Regions from separate parts of the Homo sapiens genome. Here region 1 is linked to region 2. Evidence: chromatin loops called from intact Hi-C (ENCODE). Cell type or tissue: PC-9. All regions are shown on one strand. Region 1 has its middle 31 kb from the start of MIR4289. Region 2 has its middle 49 kb from the start of S1PR3.

The links. Peaks named below come from ENCODE experiments on the same cell type or tissue, not always from the same donor. Only the 100,000 strongest peaks of a DNase experiment are listed, where the experiment ranks them.
Region 1: a loop joins it to region 2, with 4 times the contacts of the local background. A loop is called at or near these places in 2 of 110 quality-filtered maps.

What each region holds. Positions count from the first base shown.
Region 1 is chr9:88,775,843-88,778,342 of GRCh38, forward strand. No RefSeq gene overlaps it. Among named protein-coding and RNA genes, the nearest start is that of MIR4289, 31 kb to the left of the region's middle. RefSeq lists a silencer at 2,240-2,479. In PC-9, no CTCF peak of the experiment used is centred here; a DNase peak (open chromatin) is centred at 1,099; H3K4me3 peaks cover 1,208 bases; H3K27ac peaks cover 2,500 bases.
Region 2 is chr9:88,940,840-88,943,339 of GRCh38, forward strand. No RefSeq gene overlaps it. Among named protein-coding and RNA genes, the nearest start is that of S1PR3, 49 kb to the right of the region's middle. In PC-9, no CTCF peak of the experiment used is centred here; DNase peaks (open chromatin) are centred at 962 and 1,762; H3K4me3 peaks cover 748 bases; H3K27ac peaks cover 2,500 bases.

The sequences.
Region 1 (2,500 bases), 160 kb before region 2:
ACTCTTCTCCTCTTTTCCCTCTCAAGATCATCTCCTCTCTTCTTCCCTTCCTGTTGGGAAGTCAAGTGGACGGGGTGGATGGGGAGGAAGGAACTGAACAACTCTACGTGGAATGTTCGGGGAAGGACTCTCTGAGGTGGAAATGTTTAAACTCAAACCTGAAGGGTGAGAAAGAACAAGCCAAGCGTGTGGATTGGGAGACAGAGCATATTGCACTTGGGGAGCAGAGAGCCACTGGGGGAGTGAGTGCACGTGGTGAGGTCAGAGAGGGCCAGGGCATCTTGTAGGCCATATGAGGATTCTCCCAAACTGTCTGGGGGTCCCTGGCTTCATGCTGAAAGGGAAGACAAAACCCAGGCAAGTCCCAGGCTGAGAAGGGCAGAGTCAGAAGACAGAGGGCGAAGCTGCCCCTCAGGGGCTGGATGGGGGCTGATGGGTGCCCTTGGAGCTGCCCCTTTCAGGGGTCAGAACTTCCACAGAAGAATTTGGGGGTGGGATACAACTCAGCCCACAGCCATGTCAAATTGATTGGCATTGGTCATCTGCCTTCTTCAGTTGCTTTTATTTTTCTCTTCTGGAGAGCCAAGAGCCTGAAAGGTAGAATTGAGAGCCTAGAGAATCGAGCCCACGACACAGTGAGGATAATTCCTTAAACTTAATTGCATCTCCCAGATGGATTGAAACTGCCTGAACTGGTGCCCCCCATTTTCCCCTTTTGGAACCAGAATGTCTATAATGGCTCTCCTACACTTATACCATCATTGAATTTGGTGGTCAGATTACTTGTTTTCTAGTTTTACAGGGCCACAGATAGACAGGGTCTGTGGCTCAGGGTGTATCATAGCAGAGCCTCACCTGACTGCTCAAGGCGACTGAAATGATGAGATTTTGGACTTGAAGTGGGTGTTCTAATGGAGTGAGATCTTTGTTGTCATGAGACAGGATAGATGCATTTTGCAGATGAGAGAGAGGAATGTGGTCAGAGGGTAAACTATAGCAGACAAAATTTTTGCCTCCCCCATTTTAGACCTGCCTTTTAATGGACTTGCTTAGTCATTGGGGTTAACTATGAGCAAACACAGTCCCCAGTACAGCAGAACAGAGAAACAACAATGTACCAGGTTAGATCAGAGCAAAGGAATGTTTGAAAACTGGAAACATCTCATATTTAGAAAACAAGAAGTGGGCAAGAAACCAGAGTGTCTGGGGAGCCTATAAGTGCATATGAAAAAGTATGGGCCCACGTTGGGCATGGTGGCGCATGCCTATAATCCCAGGAGGCTGAGGTGGGAGATCGGGTGAATCCAGGATTTCAAGGCTTAAGTGAGCTCTGATTGTGCCACTGCACTCCAGCCTGGATGACAGAGTGAGACCCTGCCTCAAAAAAAAAAAAAAATAAAGGCACAAATGGAAGGTGTTTGTATCAACAGGGCCAGGGCCATGGGCTCTTGGAGTGCCAAGTGTCTCAGACGCAGCATCAATCGTCAGCAGTAGTTGTGGTTCCTCCTTCTGCGTGGTCACCTGTGGAGGGCCTGCAGTGAGTGTGCATGTGTGTGTGTGCATGTGTACGGGGCATAACACTGGTGGCAAAACATCAGGGAAAATCTGGGGCTTCTGTGTTCAAGAAATTAGTTTTATTGTAATTGTACAGAGATAAAATCCCTACTTTCACAGAGTATTCTTACGCACTACTTTCTTTTCTTGGAAATTTTGGGGGGAAAGACTAACAATACATGTTTCTTAGCCGTGGCCTTTCCTAATTTCCAAGAGCTGAATCTCATCCTGCTAAGGTCTCCCTGAAACCAGACTGCTCTGCACCCTCCTCCGCACTCCTCCCCACGGCATGACAGTTACTGCCCATCTTCTGAGATAACTTCAAGGCAACTATGGCAGCTTGTTTTATTTTCTCTTCCTGCAACTCTCTCTGATTCTCTCTTTCAGCATTTAAGGATTGTCTTACTCTAATCAGCAACTCCACCAGGAACCTTTTGTGTTTTTTCGCTCTGTTTCTCCCCCACTATTTGGGGCCAGAGCCCTCTGAGCCTCACATAATGAAATTCAGGTCGCTGTGCAGAAAATATTGAGCACAGAGAAACAAACCCCAGGAGGCAAACTCTGAGGCCGGAAGGTAGAATTAGGAGCAGCCAAAAAGGACAGCAGGCGAGTTCAACCGGATGCATGATCATTTCCTGTTCTTAAAATTCCCTTTAATATCCCCAGCCCAGCCCGCTGAGTCGGTGAGAAGCTGGGGAGGAAGAGCCCTGGCTGGGGTCAGGGGCCCAGGCTGCAGGCCCAGCTGGTGGCTCGCTAGTGAGGCCCTGGGGAGACCTCTCAGGCCTGTCTTCAAGTCAGTAAGGAGGGGCCAGTCCTGCAGCTCTACCCTCAGAGCATGGGTGGTGGTGGTGGGGTGTGTGTGTGTGTGTAAGGCAGGTCTGGCTCCAAGCATCAGGAAGTGAGAACTGGGGAGAGATGTCTTTTGTGGGGTTCACACCCTCCCCAG
Region 2 (2,500 bases):
AGTGGCTAGCCATCCTGAGGGGAGGAACCTATGTCCTTGTGAGGTTCCCCATTCTATTTCTCCTGCTGAGTACTGGGGCTTGGTTTCCCTGAGGGGATTACCCCATACTAGGGGTTATTCTATAAGCATTTCTAATGAAGGGTCCTGCCTTGCAGATCTTTTGGCTTCAATATCTGCTTGGCAGTTCCCTTCTATTTCTTCTTTCCTTTCCTTTCTGATGACCCTGGCAGTGTGAGACTGCCACCTGTTAGGTTTCTGTACAGCCAATAATAATCTCCTAATGGCTTTCTGGTGTTTGATAGGTGTTCCCTCTGAACTTAGGAATTCCCTTTCTCTCCATATTGCTGTGTGGGCATGGAGGACTGGGTAAGCATATTTAGAGTCTGTATAAATATTTACCCTTTTTCCTTCTCCTAATTCTAGTGTATAATGGCCCCTGCTTTTGCTAGAATGTCTCTCCCTAACAAGGGAGTGGGGCTTTCAGGCATAATTAGAAAAGCATGTGTAAAGAGTCAAGTTCCCCAGTCACAACTTAGTGGCTTGGAGAAGTATCTAGTGACTGGCTGTCCTAGGACCCCTCAGATAGTGACAGTTCTGGAGGACCGTTGTCCAGGACAGCAGAGTAAGACTGAGAAGGCCATGCCAGTGTCCAGGAGACAGTTAACCTCCTGGCCCTCAATGGTCAAGCATACCTGGGGCTCTGTGAGGGTGACGGCATGGGCTGACACTTGCCCCGGGCACCCTCAGTCCTGCTGCTGGATCATCTGGTTAGTGGCTTCTGACTCAGAAGACCTTCATTCCCTGGGGCAGTAGGCCTTCCAGTGATTCTCTTGACATAAGGGGCATGGATGAGGAGGCAGCTTATTTCTATTCGGACAATCTTTTTTAAAGTGTCCTTGTAGACCACACTGGAAGCAAGCCCTATTAGGCATTCGATTTGCCCTGCATTTCCATGTTCCAGAGCCTCCAAAGTCTGCTTGCCTGAGGGCCATGACTAAAGCGGTGGCCTTTTTCTTATCTAGTTTGTCCCGTTCTGCCTGTTCCTCCTGATCTCTATTATAAAACACCGAGGTTGCCAAGTTCAATAGGGTTTCTAACTTTTGCTCCAGGCCTAAGGTGGACTTTTGAAGTTTTTATTAAATATCTGCAGCTGACTGAGTGATAAACTTATCCTTTAAGATTAGCTGGCCTTCAATAGAATCACGTGACAGAGAGGTATGCTTCCTCAATGCCTCCCTTAGTCTCTTCCAGAAAGGCAGTAGGATTTTCTTCCTTTCCCTGTGTTATAGTGGACATCACTGAATAATTTATAGGCTTTTTCCTAGTTTTCCTTACTCCTTCTAGCATGCAAGTTAGTAAATGTCTGTGGCACCAATCTCCGTGTTCTGATTCTGTGTCCCAGTGAGGGTGTACACTGGGAACTGCCTGCTGGCCTGTGAGGAATTGTTCTCTTTCCTCTGTTGTCAATCTATCATTGACCTGACTGAGAGACCAGAGATAGCCAAACTCTCGGGCTGCAGTTATGGCAGCACTTCTCTCATTTGGGGTTAGTGTCTGATCTAGCAGTAACATTATATCTCTCCATGTCAGATCAAAGGACTGTCTTAACCCTTGTAAAACATCAATATAGCCATTGGGGTTATCTGAGAATTTACCTAGGTCTATTTTAATTTGTTTAGTGCAAACAGCTTGCACGTTTGAGCAGACCAACTATTAAGCAATTCTCCTAACTTTGCTTCCACAAGGTCTCCCTATCAATTACTGAATACCCATTGTGGTTTTTTCTCAATCACCTGGGAGGAGCCATCTATAGTCCTGTCCTGAAGGGATTTCCTCCTAGGTCTGGTCAGACCTTTGTATGGTAATTAAGATTTAAATCCCCTATTAGGAAATCTGCTGGGTTAAAGGAGTTTTCAGTGGTTAATGTTAAATCAACTTTTTCTAACAGAATAGCCCCATACTTTAAGATTTGAGTTAGTAAGCTACCTTTTTGCTTTTTAAACTTAGGATAGTTCTGAACTGGTGAGGTGTGCTCACAATGAGGTTTCCTGTAAAGGTTATTTTTCTACTTTTAGCAAAGTGGTTGCCACTACTGATTGAATGCATTTGGGCCATCCGCGGGTTGCTGGGTTAAGGATTTTTGCTAGGAAGGTTACAGGTTGTCAGTGGTCTCAGTGCTTTCAGGCTACGCCCTTGTTTACACCGACAACAAGTTGGTATTGGAGTGTTATAGGGTCACAGAGAAGACCTTCAATTATCAATTATAGATTTTAATTTACCCTGGCTTTTAAAGGAATAGGGCACACTGTTTTGTCTTTACTACTTCTATCTTTTTCTTTCTCTCTCCTCTCCATCTCTCTCTCTCCTCCATGTGTCTCTCTCTTTCCTGTTTCTCTCCTTTCTCTCTCTGCCTCTTCCTTTTCTCTCTTTCTTTTTCTGCTTTACAAATCTGGGGCCCTGGCAAGGGTGGTGGGGAATGGGTCGCACATAACTGTCCATG